2 separate regions of the Mus musculus genome follow, and region 1 is linked to region 2. A link is a loop called in an ENCODE intact Hi-C map of the cell type or tissue named here. Cell type or tissue: gastrocnemius. All regions are shown on one strand. Each heading gives the region's core, and the rest is flanking DNA. Links, peaks and the distances in the headings are about the cores only.

What was found. A loop is a pair of places that touch in the nucleus more often than their neighbours do. Peaks named below come from ENCODE experiments on the same cell type or tissue, not always from the same donor. Only the 100,000 strongest peaks of a DNase experiment are listed, where the experiment ranks them.
Region 1: a loop joins it to region 2, with 8 times the contacts of the local background. A loop is called at or near these places in 25 of 42 quality-filtered maps.

Annotation. Positions count from the first base shown.
Region 1 is chr8:113,637,048-113,642,427 of GRCm38, reverse strand. Mon1b (MON1 homolog B, secretory traffciking associated) reads right to left here. Exons shown (of 5, transcript NM_173015.3): 2 at 4,343-4,687; 3 at 3,074-3,893; 4 at 2,594-2,741; 5 at 1-498. The coding sequence ends at 298. Among named protein-coding and RNA genes, the nearest start is that of Syce1l, 3.5 kb to the left of the region's middle. In gastrocnemius, for the core only: no CTCF peak of the experiment used is centred there; DNase peaks (open chromatin) are centred at 3,267, 3,506 and 4,503.
Region 2 is chr8:112,042,314-112,047,693 of GRCm38, reverse strand. No RefSeq gene overlaps it. Among named protein-coding and RNA genes, the nearest start is that of Gm9564, 13 kb to the right of the region's middle. In gastrocnemius, for the core only: CTCF peaks have their summits at 1,607 (motif pointing left) and 2,326 (motif pointing left); DNase peaks (open chromatin) are centred at 1,606 and 2,310.

The DNA of each region.
Region 1 (5,380 bases), core at 280-5,279, 1.6 Mb before region 2:
AGAAGAGGCTTGGTGGAGACAGCTGGTGACGGAGGGTACAGTGGCATTCAGGCTAGTTAGGGAGGTGAGGCAAAGGACAGAGGAAGTGTCCCACTTTCCTAAACATGGAGGTGCATGAGGGGGCTCAGAGAGCAACCTGTGCCTCTGGCTGCTGTCACTCTTCTCCCATTTGTGGGCAAACCCTGACATCTTGCCCACCTGCCCAGGGAGACGGGGACCAGCTCTGCACAGACCTCTACCCACATTTCCAGAGTAGACACAGTATTTAAAGCCAAATGTGGTCACTCCAGCAGTTGTTCAGAGTCCTGTGAACAAGCCATTGTTGGGGGCCTGGTCCGCCGAGGTGGATGGGGGTGTGGAGTATTTGGGTGGGTAACGGATGAAAAGCCGGTCCTCTTCCTTCCTTACCCAGCGCAAGAGCTTCGTCACTACTAAGATGGCACCAGCCTTGGTTACCAGGGGGCTGAGGCAAGTATAGAGCTCAAACTTGGAAGTCACCTGGGGAGAGGGAGGAGAGAGTCAGATGGACTAGAGTGAGTCATGAATGATTCTGTGTTCCCAGCCCAAGCCTGTGTGCTTCTGAAGCTTGGGAGACATGCTCAACAGCAAACGGATATGGCTGGCTGGGCAATCTGGTATTCATCCTGTCAAGGGCAGACAAGAGGCCAGCTGGATCAGCAGCTTCAGCTAGGTGATTCTGACTCTGTGTATTCTCCGTTGGCTTATCTACAGATTAGAGATAACATAACAGCAATACCCGGTATTGAGGAGCAATCATAACATCCTCGACTGTCCTTGCTCCTGCCCCTGTGGTATCATCTCAGCCTTGCAGAGCTTAAGATTCAAAGTGATTCTCACACCAACCTGCGGCCTGGCCTCGAGGTCTCTAGGACCTTCTGTGTGCCACTTCCCACCACTCTGCCCAGTGTTCTCTTTCTACCCCAGCAACATTGGCCTCTTTTCTGCTGTTCCTTCAATCCAGCCCTGCTCAGCCTTGCCTCACATCTCGGCTTTCCCCTGTGCATAGGCAGTACCTCCTCTAGGGACCTCTCCACTTGGAAGCCATCTTTTCAGCAAGCCTTCTCCCGACCACTTGATCTAAAACCTTGGAGTTCCTTAGAAAAAGATAGAAGTATTCCTTGGCAAAATGGCTGAGTCCGGGAGGGAAGTAGTATGTCAAGTAAGCCGTACTTGTATGTGACAGAGATGTGCCAATGGGAGATAGGGCCCAAGCTACCTAAATCAGGAAGTCCACAGGCTAAGTCCCAAAAAGCTGCAGAAAATGCTAGAAAAATATTTCACACTGCTGAAATCAAGTACAATCTCAAGAGGCCACATTTATATAAAATATAAACTTCTGGGCCAGTGAGATGGCTCAGTGGAATTAGGGGCACTTGCCACAGAAGTCTGACAATCAGCTAGGGGAGTATGGATTCTCACAAGCTGTCCACTGACCTCTACACTCAACACACATGTATATGCATACACATTAAATAATAAATAAATGTAATTTCAAAATTTAAAAAACATCCAACAAGAAGACTGTTATTATGTAGAGTCCCAACTATAAATGTAAAAAGTGGAGTGGTTAGAAAAGTGATCACCAAGCAAATACCTGGTAATTGCTACAAGTTCAAGTCATAGAGGCATGTTAAAATGAAGGAGGGCGTATACTGCTAAAGCCCACAACTACACGGGCCATGGGTGCCACGGGTGCATGCTAGTTACAAAGGGGAAATACTATCGTTCACGTGTGGCCAGCTCCACCTTCCCTGAGAGAGCCGAGCTGGTGTCAAGGGCCCTTCAAACAGTGCACTTACTGCATGGCCTCTCACCGTGACCATGCTGGAGCATGAGAGAGCTGAGTCAGGGGCACTCTACCAGCAAGTTTATAGACTGATGTCCTTTGACAGTGCCAGGACCACAAGTCAACAAAGCCCGTGGAAGCATTCCAGAACAAATGAGACCAGGGAACACGAGTGCCTGAGGGAATGGCCCCTCTGTGGTGATGCTTTATACTGGCTTTGCCACTTCCAACTCCAAGATGACTTAAAAATGAAAACAATCATCCTAGCCTACAACAACACTGGATCCATATTAATATTCACTATTATTTAATGGGCCTGTTGGGGGAGGTCTCACTCCTTGTGGGACTGCCTTCCTGGCCATCAGCCTCCCTCAGTAGCTGATCTTTAACAGACTCACAGGACAGTCACTCCAGGTAGAGGGCACAGAGCAGTCCTGACCCTGCTGCAATGGTTGAGGAGAGCTGGGGCCTCTACACTGGTAGCAGGAACTAGCAAGCACAGAGGCAGTGGAGATGGGGTCCTTGAAAGTCAAAGACCCGGGCCTGCTTGCTAATGGGGGACAGCAAGGAAATGGCAGGGCTAAGGGAGAGCTGAAGTCAGTGAGAACTTCTTCGGTAATTCAAAACACAGGTGCCCACGGGGTCAGTGATGCAGATACAGGCAAAACCTGTGCACAGTCCAGCATGCCCATGGAGGGTGCTAAGGCTAGAAGGGATCATGACAGGGAGAGCAGGCTTGCAGGAGGGAACTGACTGACTGACTGACTGACAAGCTGATCAACTCACCCAAGCCAGCAGCGTCTCTTTCTCAGCCACGTGGTAAATGAGGCGCAGGGGCCGGGAGGTGCTGTGGAGGCGAGCATGCAGGCGGTGATACAAGTCTGACAGTCGCTGTCGCTCTTCCTCTCTGCTGTATGGGGCCTCTAGCTCGGGACTGCAACAGAGGGAGGCAGTGGCATGGTGAGTCAGAGCCTGCCTCCCCTCTCAGGCTAGGGACTGTGATTAAGTTATGGGGCTCAGCTTCTCCCATTAGACTTGAGGGTATCTCGTGGTTGTAAGACAAGCTGCCTCCATTAAACTGGAAAGGAGAGCCTTTCTCCCACAACAGGGGGACTCCTGTAGGTTGGTGCTCAAGCCTCTGCCATCAGAGAACTGTCTGCTCCCCATTTCTAGAGCATGGCCTCACTATCTCTCCTAACTCCTGTGAAGAAGATGCTGACTGTCTTGGTCAGACATATCTTCAATCAACTTGGGGTCAGGGCCCACCTGGTAAACTGTGGCAGCTGGCGGTGTTGTTCAGGGATATCCAGTGGCTTATAGAGAAAATGCCGGAGGCCAGGGGCTCCCACAGCCTGCACACTGTAGGCTGGGGCACTGGCTGCTGGGCCATTAGAGAAGTTGGCAGCCTCCCCAAGAGTACGCAGGGCACCAAGGTTGTGCATCCCATCTTCAACTAAGCGCCGGCAGGCGGCCATGGCATGGAAGGCTTCACGGTTGGTACCAAGCAGCAGCAGGCAGACGGGCATGGAATCCAGGCGGGCCACATAGGCATAGAAGAAACCATCTGGGTTAAAGCGAGGCAGGCACACAGGTGCCCATGCTTCACCTGCCGCGAAGGCTGGTGCACCCACCCAGTCAAGCAGCAACTGTAGATCAGCAGGGTCCAGCCGGCACTCCGCCAGCACATTCCTCTCCTGGGCCACGGTTATCAGTCGACCGCCAACAGCCAGCACTGACAAGGCCAGGCCTGGGGCTGTACAGCGCCGCAGTAGTGTGCCCAGGGCATCCCGCAGTGGACGGGCCAGAGGCACACAGCGCACAGCGCCCAGGAGCAGGGCGCCCGGGTCTTGCTCCACACTGTCCAAGAGCCGGTCCAGTGTGCGCTCTGAGCCGGCCAACAGGCGACGGAGGTCATAGTTCTGCTTATGTGCGAAGATGCGGGCCACGCTTGCACGCGTTAGTGTGCTCACAATTTGGGCGTGTACAGCAAGCAGTTCACCTCGTAGCTGTGCTGCAGACTGTGGAGTCCGGGACACAGCCACGAGCAGGAGTGGACCCTGCTGCAGGAACACCAGCTTGTGATCCTCTGGGGGAAGGAAGAGTGGAGAGGGTGGACACAGACCAGGAATGAGCCAAGGGGTCAGAAAGGACGCCTTTCCCAAACCCTCTCCAACACATACAGCGCCTGGCCTGACCGAGCCTGCGCTCTTACTCTGCCAGCACCTAAATTAGGGCGAGGACAAGCTGGGGTTATTGGGACACTTGTGGGGATATGTTGGCTGTGGAGGTATCTGGTAACTTAGACACAGCACGGGGTCGGGTGCTGGGATGGTGAGACAAACATGGATTCAGACATAGCCAGGTCATCCAGTCCACCTCCTCACTCCCAGACAATGTGAAGGACCTCCAGACAGTTACCCTGACCCACTGACTCACTTCTGGTGGGTGGGTAGGTGTACCCATGGCTCTAACCCCCAGCCATCCATATTCCCGGCCACCAGCCCACCACTCTTGAGCCCTTTCCTCGTCACTCACCAGCATAGATGGCACGGATGGCGTCTCCTGCACTCTGCACAAAGGACACCAGGGCTGTCATCACCCCCATGGTGGCCGACAGTGCCTCCACGCTACCGTACCGTGAGTAGATGGGCTTGCCTGCCTCACTCAGCACGAACACGTGCTTCCGCTGGCTGCGCCAGTCCTCGTCACTGGGGTCCCCCCCATCGTCGGGGTCTTCTCCCTGACCCTCAGAGTTACTCTCAGGTTCTCCGGGGGGGCTGCTGTCTGAGGCTGCTGCAGTTTCCCAGTGCTCACAGGTGCTTGATGCAGCCTCAGTCTGAGGCAGAGGTGATAGGAGGCTGGATGGCTGGTCCTTGGATCCTGAAAGGGAGCCTTGAGTGGCTCATCTCCCACTAACCTTACATTCTCCACAATCTACCAAATCCTTACCAGCCCACTCACCCCCACCCCCAGTGACCCCCCCTACACACACACACACACACACTGACACACACATCTTCCTAGCTGTTCAGTGAACATGGCTGACAATGTCCACCAACACTAAGGTGCCAATGAGCCTCACCCTAAAACACAACCCAACATGTCCTCACTGTCCTTCATTGGCCCCTCCATTATTCCCTTCAGACACTGCCTTCCCAGGCCTTCAAGGCACCCGCCTGCTCTCTGCATGACTACTGGCCTCCTTATTTACAGAGGCTCTTCCTTAACTCCTCTGACGCCTTCTTTATCCCTCTCACGTGTACTTACCCCCCGGTGACCACCATTAAAGTGCCCCCACTGACTCCCCTAACCCTTTTCTACCCGCACCCACATCCACTGATGCCTGCTGATGCCCGGTGACTCTCCAGGCTAACCAGACTCCCAGTGGTGGTCCTTATTTTTCCCATGACAGCCGCCACTGACACCCAGATCGACAGGACTCCTAGCCTTCAGCCACCCCCCCCCCCCAATTCCCTCTGCTGCTACATTAACACCCAAGCAAACACATAAGAGCATCCATGAGCATCCCAGACACCTTAGTCTTCAATAACCTTTACATGACAGTTCTTATTT
Region 2 (5,380 bases), core at 301-5,300:
TTGGACTTCCCTCGATGGACTGTGGCTCAAGGCAAATAAACCTTTTCCTCCCCACATTGCTTTTGGTCTTGGTGTTTCTCACACCAACAGTGACATCTCTAAGAGACTGAAAGCAAGCAGCATGAGCAAATATGATCATTTCAAAACTAGGCTTCCAAAGGTCCTCTAAAGTACACAGAGAGAACAGCCAGACCATCAAGGCAGTAGTGTACCTCAAAACCCAGTGAGGCCACTGTACTGAGGCCCCTGCGAGAACATGAACCAACCCAGTTCCTTCATTGCAGTCTGCTAAAATAATAGATAGATAGATAGATAGATAGATAGATAGATAGATAGATAATAGATAGATAGATAGATAGATGATAGATAGATAGATAGATAGATAGATAGATAGATAGATAGATAGATATGATAGGTAGATGATTGATAGATACATTGATAAATACATCGATAGATAGATATAAATGATAGGTAAATGATCAATAGATAAATAGATAGATTGATAGATACATACGTACATACATACTTACATACATACTTAAATACATTGGTAGATACATCAAAGATAGATATATCAATAGATACATCAATAGATACATACATACATACATACATACATACATACAGTGACAGACTTATATTTTAAGCGTGAGGGCTCAAACAACCCTCTGCCATACATAGCTGGGCCCCCAGTTGCATATAACCACATGGCATGAAGTCCCTGACTCCTTCGATGTGACACATGCATCCTTAGGAGAGGACAGCCACTGCTGCTTTGTGTTTGGGCTAAGATCCAGTGTAGAAAAAGGTAGCTATCCACCTGTTTTCCTGAGTAGAAAACATCCTCAAATCTTGCTCTGTGGTTATCTACTCACAGCAGCTTCCAGATTCCCCTAGACGGTTGTCATTAGGGGCCCACTCATATCTCCCCATGAGGACAAGAACCCACTTGGAACAAGGAACACTTTTAATTCTCTGTGTGTGTGTATACATACATACATACATACATACATACATACATACATATACATACACACACGCATACACATACATATACACATATACATATGTATGTGTGTGTGTGTGTATGTGTGTGTGTGTATATATATATATATATATATATGACGCGCACGGGGTGAATAACTCTGTGGAGTCCATTCTTTATTCTGCCCTGGGGTGGGGAACTCAGGTTGCCAACTCACCACCGAAAGCGCTTTTACCCGCTGAGCGTTCTGGCCAGCCCAAGGGACTGGACACTTATCAGGTATTTCTCCTTCTTCCTTGGGTTGGTCTTAAGTAGCAAACCAGTGTCCTTGTAAATATGTTTCAATCTCTCTGGAGGTTGGAATTTTCCCTGGCAACTGTATCATTTCTACTACTAAAACCTAATGAAGAGTAAGTCATAAATCATTTCTATCTACAGTGTATATTATTTTAGGCAAAATATCTTAATAAATCTTGCACTGACGTTACAATTCCACAGACATAGCAATAAAATGGAGCTCAGCGAAACAGACCTGGGTACCCAAACCAAGACTAAATATATCATCTCGCGTACAGTGTCTCTAACCCAGTAACGCTTTTCTCAGTTGTGCAACAGTGCCACCTAGTGGCCATCTTCAGAACGCGGTCATGCAACCCAGACTTCTGGTTACAAACACTGGGAACTAGATTAGCTTCTGGCCTACTGAGTAAGGAGATCCAAGCTTCAATTACACCAGGGGCTGGGGGAAGACAGACAAAATATATATGACTCAGAGAGAGAGAGAGAGAGAGAGAGAGAGGGAGAGAGAGAGAGAGAGAGAGCTAGTTTTTAAAATTAAAATCTTGGCCAGGCAGAGCAGTGTATCTCAGAAATAAATAAATAAATAAATGAAAGGGGACTGTATGTGTCACTTGGTTGGTAGAGTACTTGCCTAGCACTCATGAAGCCCTGGTGTGATTCTGAGAACTAAATAGGCCTAGAAGAGTACACACACCTATATCCCAGCACCAGGGAGATAGATGCAGGAAGATCAGTAATACAAGCCCAACCTCAGCTATAAATTAAGTTCAAAGGCATCCTGTTTACATGAAACCCTGTCTCAATGAAAGGAAGAAGGAGAGGAGGAGGAGGAGGAGGAGGAGGGGAGGGAGGGAGGGAGGGAGGGAGGGAGGGAGGGAGGGAGGGAGGGAGGGAGGGAGGGCGAGCAGACTGCATAGGTGACCCAGTGTTAAGAGCACCTGCTGTTCTTCCAGAGTTCAGTTCCCCTGCGCTGCACTCACCGTATTTAATTCACCAGTACCTGTTAACTCTAGCCCCAGGGGCTCTGATGCCCTCTTCTGGCCTGGATGGGTACTGCATACACATGTGCACAGACACTCATATAAGAAAACAAAATAAGCCTTTTAAAAGAAGTATTTCAGGTCAGAAAGATGGCTCAGCGGTTAAGAGCACTGGTTGTTTCCCAGAGGTCCCGAGCTCAATTCCCAGCAACAACATGGTGGCTCACAAACATCTGTCACAGGATCTGAGAGCCCTCTTCTGGTGTGTCTGAAGACAGCTATACTCGTAAAATAAATAATTCTTTTTTTTTTAAGGTTTGTGTGTGTGTGTGTGTGTGCAGAGCTTCTGTAATATGCGTGTGTAGTTTAATGGGTGACTCTCTACAGTTAGACATTGAACAGCACTGTTCTAAGTTAGACAGGGCGAGTTACAATCAGCTTCTTTCCAGCTGCGTCTATAATACTATCCCATGGGAACTGGACATTGGTTAGAAGCTAGAACTAATATCTTCCTCTTTCCCTGAAAACCTATGTCCTGTAAATCTAAACAGAGCCGACACAGATTTACATGTCATTTCCTGTAGTGTTTGTTAAAAGTACTTGTGAACAATGTTCTATATTAAGAGACTAACAGTTTTAGGGGAAGCACGTCACAGACAATACATATCCAGGCTATACGTTCCCTGCGTGTGTCTGCCTTCTCTTCATCCTTCTTGCCTCCATTTGGAGGCATTTGGGGGAATTTGTCTTACCAAGGAGAACCAGTTCACCTCAGGGTTGGAAATGGGGCTACAAATGTCTTGCTTCTTCCATTTGGCTGGGGGTGGGGGGGCACAGGGATGACTGGAAAGCAGCTGGCCCATGCTACATTTAATAACAGTGTGTGTCTTCTTTATTAAATGGCTATCACTATACTCTTGTGTAACTGACTGACACCTACCCTGAGATCCCATTACTAATGTCCTTCCTGGGACCCACAACGTAAACCAGGCTGGCCTTGAACTCAGAGAGTCACCTGCCTCTGTCTCCTGAATATATATATATATATATATATATATATATATATATATATATATATATATATATATACACACATACATATATGTGTGTGTTATATTAATCTGCATGTGTGTATATTTGCATACGCATATATATAAACATTGTTAATTTGCTCCTTTCCACTGCACTGACCAGTTGTTAGATTCATTGAACACTTTAATGTTTTCTTACTACTCATTTAAATTCTACAAGATTTGAATTGAATCCTTTCCATGAGAGACTGAATAAAAATTTCAACTACTGGGCCGACGACAAGATGGTTCAGCCAGTGGCTAAAGGCACTTGCCACCGAACCTGCGACCATTCCTCAAAATCCACAAGATGTAAGTTATTTTTTTGACCATCACAGTGTGCCCTAGGTTGTGTCTGTACACACTCACTCACACAGTGTACACACAAAGACAAATATATACACATACACAAACACTAAAATGTATACACACACACAAGAAAAGTGATGTTTTTTTAAATTCTAACTACTGGAATAAAAATTCTGCTTAAATCTTCCATTTGGTCATTTAGTTTCTTTTTTTGTTTGTTTGTTTTTTGTTTTTGGGGGGGTTGTTTTGTTTTGTTTTGTTTTGTTTTTTGAGACAGGGTTTCTTTGTGTAGCCCTGGCTGTCCTGGAACTCACTTTGTAGACCAGGCTGGCCTCGAACTCAGAAATCCACCTGCCTCTACCTCCTGAGTGCTGGGATTAAAGGCGTGTGCCACCACGCCAAGCTGGTCATTTAGTTTCTTTAGTCACCTCTAAGTGTTTATCTCCCTGAACATCAAAAGCTGTTCCATCTCTGTATATCAGGGGGTCGCCCCTCTAAATTGTAGCCTTGGAAAAGTTTCTTCTAGAGGGCTTACTGCCTCTGTCCGCTTGGATTCTAACCCTGCCCACCTCTGCTTTCCCCAGTCAGCAACCGCCTGGCTCCAACCTAGCTCATCTTCTTTCTTCAGAAATTGGTGCCGGTGAGTCTTTGACGCTTTGGCAGGTCCTCAGCTCGTCAAACGCATCCGGTAGCTCAGCCTTTGACGACTGATCTGCCATGATTCGGTCACTTGATTTTCTTTCACTTATTCAAAAAGGAGACGGGAATTTAATAATTTTATTTATTTATTTATTTGTGTGTGTGTGTGTTTGTGTGTGTGTGTGTGTGAGTTGGATCCCCTGGAACAGGAGTTACAGGCAGTTGTGAGCTGTCTAATATGAGTGTTGGGAACTGAACCTATGAGAGCAGTAAGCACTCTTAACCACTGAGCCAGCCCTCCAGCCGGAGAGAGGGGCCTTTAAAAGGTACAAATATAAATAAATGTTAGTGGCAACATTTGGCTACTAGAGAGAGAACTTCAGGCAAAATCTTAATATGGAATAGTTTAGGTCATTTGGCTTCCTCATTTTACACCATTTTCCTTTTTTGAGACAGGATATCTTTTTGTAGCCCTGGCTGTCCTAGAACTCACTCTGTAGACCAGGCTGGCCTCGAACTCAGAAATCCACCTGCCTCTGCCTCTTCCTCCCAAGTGCTGGGATTAAAGGCATGTGCCACCACTGCCCGGCTTACACCATTTCTTACATTTGCCATTTTCATTTTTTCTTCCTAATATTTATTTGGAATATGGGGTACACAGATGCTGGGGGGCATGTGTGGAGGTCAGAGGACAACTTGGGTTTGGTTCTTTGACTTCACCATGTGAGTCCCAGGGGTTAGACTCAGAGTGTTGGGTCCGGAGAGATGGCTCAGCAGTTAAGAGCACTGACTGCTCTTCCAGAGGTCCTGAGTTCAATTCCCAGTAACCACATGGTGGCTCACAGCCATCTGTAATGGGATCTGATGCCCTCTTCTGGTGTGTCTGAAACTGCGACAGTGTACCCATATACAATAATTAAATCTTTTTTTTTAATCTATATTTAAAAAAAAAAAACTCAGGCCATCAGGTTTCATGGCAAGCACACTCACCTGCTGAGCCATCTTATCAGCCTGTTTCCATTTTCTTTCTCTTGGGACACAACATTTTCATACTGAAAATGAAAACATCTCAGTCTTCCAAGAGAAGTCTAATTAAA